Linked DNA regions of Homo sapiens: region 1 is linked to region 2. Evidence: chromatin loops called from intact Hi-C (ENCODE). Cell type or tissue: CD4-positive, alpha-beta T cell. All regions are shown on one strand. Links, peaks and the distances in the headings refer to the core of each region. The heading gives the core; the rest is flanking DNA.

What was found. A loop is a pair of places that touch in the nucleus more often than their neighbours do. Peaks named below come from ENCODE experiments on the same cell type or tissue, not always from the same donor. Only the 100,000 strongest peaks of a DNase experiment are listed, where the experiment ranks them.
Region 1: a loop joins it to region 2, with 3 times the contacts of the local background. A loop is called at or near these places in 17 of 110 quality-filtered maps.

Annotation. Positions count from the first base shown.
Region 1 is chr15:78,707,776-78,711,456 of GRCh38, reverse strand. It overlaps LOC105370913 (a long non-coding RNA gene), which reads left to right. Exons shown (of 3, transcript XR_932509.2): 2 at 3,352-3,469. Among named protein-coding and RNA genes, the nearest start is that of CHRNB4, 68 kb to the right of the region's middle. In CD4-positive, alpha-beta T cell, for the core only: CTCF peaks have their summits at 1,631 and 1,838 (motif pointing right); a DNase peak (open chromatin) is centred at 1,886.
Region 2 is chr15:78,298,076-78,301,756 of GRCh38, reverse strand. SKIC8 (SKI8 subunit of superkiller complex) reads left to right here and starts at 2,148. Exons shown (of 11, transcript NM_025234.3): 1 at 2,148-2,195. RefSeq lists enhancers at 1,751-1,840, 1,016-1,982, 2,081-2,430, 1,983-2,950. In CD4-positive, alpha-beta T cell, for the core only: no CTCF peak of the experiment used is centred there; a DNase peak (open chromatin) is centred at 2,096; H3K4me3 peaks cover 1,662 bases; H3K27ac peaks cover 1,255 bases.

The DNA.
Region 1 (3,681 bases), core at 503-3,002, 410 kb before region 2:
ATTTAATCATTTCATAATGTATGCACATATCAAAACATCACATTGAACACTGTAAACATACACAATTTTTATTTATCAATTATACTTTAATAAAGATGGAGGAAGAATTGAATATAATGTTAAAACAAAAAACAATTGCAGGCCAGGTGCGGTGGCTCACGCCTGTAATCCCAACACTTTGGGAGGCCGAGGCAGGTGGATCACCTGAGGTTGGGAGTTGGAGATGAGCCTGGCCAATGTAGTGAAACCACATCTCTACTAAAAATACAAAAATTAGCTAGGTGTGGTGGCACACACCTGTAATCCCAGCTACTTGGGAGGCTGAGGCAGGAGAATCACTTGAACCCAGGAGGCAGAGGTTGCAGTGAGCTGAGATCGTGCCACTGCACTTCAGCCTGAGCAACAGAGTGAGACTCCGTTTCAAAACAAAACAAAACAAAACAACAACAACAAAACAATTGCAAAACCTAAAGAAAATCATTAATCTAGTCCAGACCAGCCTTTTACAGATGAGGTCACTGAAGTGCAGAGTGGTGAACTGACTTGTCTGATGTTACACAGCAAGTCATGGCACAGCTTGACCTGAAACCCAAAGCCAAGTTGTTTTCTATTACCTCCAGGTCCTTCAGTCCAGCCCTCCTGGGGCTCTGCCTTGGGAACTGGTATTGGTGACAAACGGATTAGAGAGGAACATGCATGGAGCTCTCCATTTAGACTGACATATTCGCATTGTGCCTGGGCACCGGCAAGAAACAGTGCAAGCTCCAAGAGTGCTCGCCCCAACCCTTTTCCCCCTCCCCATCCTCTCTCATAACCAACTTCAGCTAAAAGGTCTGAGAAGAAAAGGGAATCTTAGATGACTCTCACTAGGGTGTAAATGACTCCCACCATGATTTTTGTTTTATTGAGACATAACCCCAAAAGCAGTTTGATGGATAGTGTGCCAGGCAGTAGGATGAAGACAGATGGGGAAACTGCCTGGGGTCATGGAGAAGGTGGAGGCACTGAGGCCCTGAGTGATTTTATAAGCACTTTAAGAAAGGTCCAGCACCATGATTTCTTACCTTCACTACCCAGGACCAATAAGGTCCCACGTCCTGACAGATTTTGTTTATCAGACAAATTGCACTCAGTCATGCTTCATTTTCCTCCAAGAGTTCCCAGGTTACATAGAATTGAGATAATCTCCCCACCTTGCCATCACCCCCACAAAGACACTCCATGTTTCTGTTTACAATACAGTCTTATATGGATTGATATTAGATTTTCAGGTGCTCTTTGCATTTTGCAACTATTGCTCAAGCTGGAGACCCAAAACGAGCACTAGCTTTACAGTCAAAGACCCCTGGGTTCCAGTTTCAGCTGAGAGACTGTAAGCACATCGCTAGCCCACTCTGATCCTGTCTCCTAGTTGTATAATCACCTCTTTCCCATCAATTGCGAGGCTGGAGAGAAAAGTGTCCACTCTGTGCCCAGTACACAGTAGGAGCTTAGTAAGCTTAAGCTCTCTTGCTTCCTCACTATCCTAAAGTGGTAGCGGAAAGACAGATGTGGGGAATGGCACCTGGGAGGCTCCAGCTGTATGCTTCACAATCCTACCAACGAAAAATCTGAATTAGGCTTCAGTTTCCCGTCTACAAAATGAGACAGGACAGGAGTGGGTAGGAAGAGGAGGAGCTTGGCCTTGTTGGTTTAAGCTGGGCTCGTCTGATTCTGTAACGCGGGCTTCATTGCAGGGTCCAGCCCACTCCCCAGCCAGGGCTTCGTGTGCTCTGAATGTCTTTTGGCCAAGTCCAAGGCTATCCAGGGTCGGGGTCGGGAGGCTGGGTGGAGGGTAGTAGGGTGGAGAGAAGCAGTTCCCGCATATAACCTGCAGGTGGCACCAGAGCAGCGCGGGAGCCGAGGGTTCCGCTCCAGCCTTCCTGGAGACCCGAGCAGGGCGGGGTAGGGCAAGGCAGAGGTTGTGCACACCGCTCATCTGGGCAGTGGCACAGGGCTGCGGATCAGTCCACACTGTTTGAAATAGACACATGGGTCGTCTGGCTCATTTCCTCTCTTTGGTAGGGTGATCATATGCTTTATCATCCAAATTCTTCGGAGAGTGAAAGGGACACTATTATAATTGCACCGGCACAACAGACATAACCTTAGCTGTACCTTGCAAACCAGAACATATTGCAACCCTACCCTCCGGTCACTTTTTCTTCCTTGTTTCCATTCTTTCTTTTAATTTATTTTCTTTTTAAACACACAGCATTCTCTTTCCCCCAAGCACCACTGTCTTTGAAAATGCCCTTGCAATTGGGATATTTTCAACAGGGCAACATCTGCTTTCGCATCTTGAGTCTGAACAGTGTCTCTGAACCCACCCCAAAGGCTGGTTTTAGCTTCCAGTCAGAAGACTCTGTTCTCTGGCTTACCATCCCCATGACTCAAGAATTAAAGATGTCAGACGTGGAACAGTGACCCTTATCTCAACTTTGGTGCCTCTTTGCTAAATTTATTCCTGTAATTTTGTTCTGAGTGCTCATGTCCTTTATCTCATTGAATTTACATATATTAGTTTATCAAATTACAAGCAGACAAGCCCCATTAAGCAGGATTCTTATATTTCCAAGATCACCCCATTACTCCATTCAACCCCAAATTAGCATGCCATTTATCTCCTTGTTTCTGAACCGTCTTCACTTAATAGTCTCGTAAACATCCATCCATTGCAAAAAGGACTCAAACTGTTCTCACTTCCATTTTTAGTTGATTCATTGATATCCAAGTAATTGATTTGTCTGGAGGAGTCATTAGTAGAGAACTGTGCCCTTAAATTTAGTTTTATAGTGGAATTCTGCTAATTAATATCTCTCTGTGTCATTCTCACATTGCAGCAAATGACCATGGGTTTCTATCTTAACCTAAAATCTAGGTTAGAAATTTGATCTTATCTGAGTAAGATATTAATAGATAATGTGAGGCTTTTTTAAATTTACTGAACATTTTCTCAGCTAAGAATGACACTCATGGTCACAAATATCTATGTAAGCAAGCAGAAAATTGGGCTGTAAATATATAAACACTTAAAATATCATGTTTAGAGACAAGATTTTCCTTTTTTTTTCTTTTTAGTAAAGTATATTTGCTATGGTTGGAATGTTTGTGTCTCCTCCAAAATTCATGTTGGAACTTAAACCCCCATGTGATAGTATTAAGGGGTGGTGTCTTTAGGAGATGACTAAATCGTGAGGGAGGAGCCCCCTCATGAATGGGATTAGCGACCTTATGAAAGGGCTTGAGGGAGCGACCTAGCTCAGTTTTCTTCTTTTGCTTTTCTGTTCTTTCCACCATGCTGGGACACAGCGTTTCTCACCTCTGGAGGACTCAGCATTCAAGGTGCCATCTTGGAAGCAGAGAGCAGCCCTCACTAGACTACAAACCTGCTGGCGCTTTGATCTTGGACTTCCCACCCACCAGAACTGTGAGAAATACATTTTTGTTCTTTACACATTACCCAGTCTCAGATATTTTGTTACAGCAGCACACATGGACTAAGACAGTATCTTACATACAGCGAGGTGCATATACCTTAAGCTACAACTCCTTACTATTTACATATGTGCACACTCATGTGACCGCCACTCAGCTCAAGATACAGAATGTTCCCATCAGCACAGAGGGCTCCCTCTTGCG
Region 2 (3,681 bases), core at 642-3,141:
TTATAAGAGATGCCACATAAGAATTTTGACAATTCAGTCTTGAAGTCTGCTCACTTTGACCCAAACTTTTTAAGCCAGTGACATGCAGAGGGTCCACTGGGGCTGGATGAAATTTCTATGGACAGAGATGTCACAGAGCTGGGAAGGAGAGAAATAGCTCTCCAGTCAATGTGACTGAGAAAAATTAGTCATATCACTCTGAAACATGTGAACTTGAGGGTTAAGGATGCTGGCATGCAGGGAAGTCATGTGTGCAGCAGAAGAGCTGCAGGATGTCTTCTCTTTTGTGTTAATGTGAGATTACTGAGGACAAGAGAATAGGTCCTGGGAGATGTGGGTGTATTTGCCAATTTCTCACCACACATAGCCTCCTCAAAAAGCCCCCAAAGATGGCCAGGTGCAGTGGCTCATGCCTGTAATCCCAGCAACTTGGGAGGCAGAGGTGGGTGGAGCACCTGAGGTCAGGAGTTTGAGACCAGCCTGGCCAACATGGTGAAACCCCGTCTCTACTAAAAAAAAAAATACAAAAAAAAATTAGCCGGGTGTGGTGGTGGGTGCCTGTAGTCCCAGCTACTGGGGAGGCTGAGGCAGGAGAATCACTTGAACCCAGGAGGCAGAAGTTGTAGTGAGCCGAGATTGCGCCACTGCACTCCAGCCTGGGTGACACAGCAAGACTCAGTCTCAAAAGAAAAAAAAGCCCCCAAAGATGAACTTCACCTAGTTGTAAGTGGTCTAATAGTCCTCCGTCTCTCTCTCTATATATATATTTGAACTTCAAAACTAGTTTTTTCGAAAAATATTTTTTAGAGCCAGGGTCTCACTCTGTCACCCAGGCTACAGTGCAGTGGCCCAATCATAGCTCACTGCAGCCTCAAACTCCTGGGCTCAAGTGATCCTCACTTCTGCCTCCTGAGCAGCTGGGTCTACACGTGCACACCACTGCGTCTGTAACTTTAAAATTTTTTGTAGAGATTGGGTCTCGCCATGTTGCCCATACTGGTCTTGAAATCACGGCCAGAAGCAATCCTCCCCCCTTGGCCTCCCAAAGTGCTGGGATTACAGGAGTGAGCCACCACATCTGAGCCACAGGGCGGCCTCCATAATGGGGCATGAGCCTCTTCCCATCTTTTTTTGTTGTTGTTATTCGAGACAGTCTCACTCTGTTGCCCAGGCTGGAGTGCAGTGGTGTGATCTGTGCTCACTGCAACTTCTGCCTCCAGGGTTCAAGCGATTCTCCTGCCTCAGCCTCCCAAGTAGCTGGGATTACGGGCACATGCCACCACACCCGGCTAATTTTGTTTTTGTTTCTGTTTTTTTTTTTTTTACTTGAGACGGGGTTTCACCATATTGGCCAGGTTGATTTCAAAACTCCTAACCTCAAGTGATCCACCCACTCCGACTCCCAAAATGCTGGGATTACAGGCATGAGCCACCACACCCAGCCCCATCTCTTTTTTTTTTTTTGAGACGGGGTCTAGTTCTGTTCCCCAGGCTGGAGTGCAGTGGCGTCATCACGGCTCAATGTAGCCTCAACCTCCAGGGCTTAAGCGATCCTCCTGCCTCAGCCTCCCAAGTAACTGGAACTACAGGCATGTGCTAATTGTTTTTATTTTTAGTAGACACGAGGTCTCTCGCTATGTTGCCCAGGCTGGTCTGGAAACCCAGAGCTCAAGCAAGCCTCTCACCTCGGCTCCCAAAGTCCTGGGATTACAGACGTGAGCTACTCTGCCTGGCCCTCAAAAAAAAAAAAAAAAAAAGTCAGTTGACAACCTATTAAACTGATATCTGTCACGTTAATGGGTCATGACTAGCAGTTTGAAAGACAAAGCTCGATTTCACTGAATTTATTTCAGCAACAGAAGTTATTAGCTTTAGTCCAATCTCAAAAGTACAAAATGAAATTGCAACACAAACCTCTAAACCTGCAGTTGCCGGAAGCTAAACGTCTGCGCTTCCGGAAGCAAATTTCCAACTACCACTCCTCTGGAAGCAGGACCTGGCTTCCTCCCTCCTCTCTCCGCCCACCCTCGTCGGCGTCTGCCCCGCGCCCGCCATAGCGACGGCAACGGGCGCTGCGGAGTGCTCCGAGCCGTGAGGGCGGGGCCGGCGCGATGCCCCGCCCCTTCGATAGCTCATCTTTGCGCGTCGCAGTCGCGCGGAGCCCGGCTTCCGACGTGCAGCCTGGCAGTGCAGTGGTGAGTTGGAGCGCAGGGCCGTTGGGGATTGGGGTCATTAGGGCCGTTGACAGTCCAGGCCAGAGGGCGAGTGAGCGAGGTTGGGCCCGAGGCTGCCTGTAAGCAGGTCCGTTCAGGGATGCTCCAGGCCCTGGGGCCTGAGGGTGGCTTCCATGGCTCCATTTGCCCTGGCTGTTCCTCGGTGTACGGGGCCTGAGGGGAGTGGGGGAGGCCCGTGGGTGGCCTCCTTTTGCGTCCTGAGAATGTTCTGGGCAGTATCGAGATTAGGGCTGGTTTCTCTGCGGAGGAGATCATTTATCCGTAGCTGGGAGGGCTGTATTAACCGAAGTTTTCCAGTAGTGGGCCACGCTGTCTTAGGTAGCGTGCTGGACAGATACAGACATCACTGGACGGGTACAGACAGAGGCTGGGTTCGCTTTACGCCAAGTACCGTGCAATACTGTGGGCTGTTGACTTGCCTGAGTAGTTTCATAGAGGCATCTGTAGTGTTCCTTGGAAACACTGAGTCAGTGATGAATTCTGCCTAGGAAATTTAGGGAAAAGTTTCCCAAAGAGAGAAGATGGCAAGAGAGGGCTAAGGTCTAAAGTCTCTTAGCTCTGACCTTCATAAGACCCTGAAGTAAGAGGTAGTGTATCTTGGTAGCCTATACTATAGCTTGTATCCACCTTTTAGTGTCCCTTGGGGAAGCTTCCTTAACCGCTTCTAAGCCTCCCTTTTCTTACTAGAAAAGTGGAACTGATAATAAAAAAATAGTAGTTCCCCCCTTATCTGCGGGGTGTACGTTCCAGTGGATGTCTGAAATCTTGGATAGTGAAGGACCCTGACTGACTTACCGTGGTTTGACTTACAATTTTTCAACTTTACATAGGTTTATTGGGAAGTAACCCCATTGTAAGTTGAGGAGCATCTATACTGTGTTTTTTCTCATACAGATTACACATACATACCTGTGATTACTTAGTTTAATTCGTAAATTAGGCACAATAAGAGAATAACAACAATAATAATAAAATAGAATTATAACAGTGTAATAAAATGTATGTGAATGTGGTCTCTCTCAAAATATCTTACTGCACTCTACTCACCTATTTTTGGACTACGGTTGACCTCTGGAACTGTGGAAATCAAAACCTCAGCTAAAGAACTACTGTACCTAGTAAGCGGGGTTATGAGGTTTCAGTGAGCTAAATCTTTGTGTATTACTTAAAATAGGACCGGATTCATTGTACATCCTCAAATGTGCACTCATTGATAGAATCACACCCTTGTCTTTTGGAGCCCGGGTTTTTGGAAGCTGGCTTACCGCAAGCCTTCCTCCTTTTTTTGTTTCTATCCATTGCCAAATGTGAGGCCCAGAATGACAGGGAAGAGGACAAGCCTGTGCTTCAGCAGGCAGAAGGCTGTGCTGAAGCAGAGGTTGAATACCATTCCCATTAGCCAAACTGGCTTGAGCACTTTCCTGTCTTTCCTACCCTGGGCAGAAAG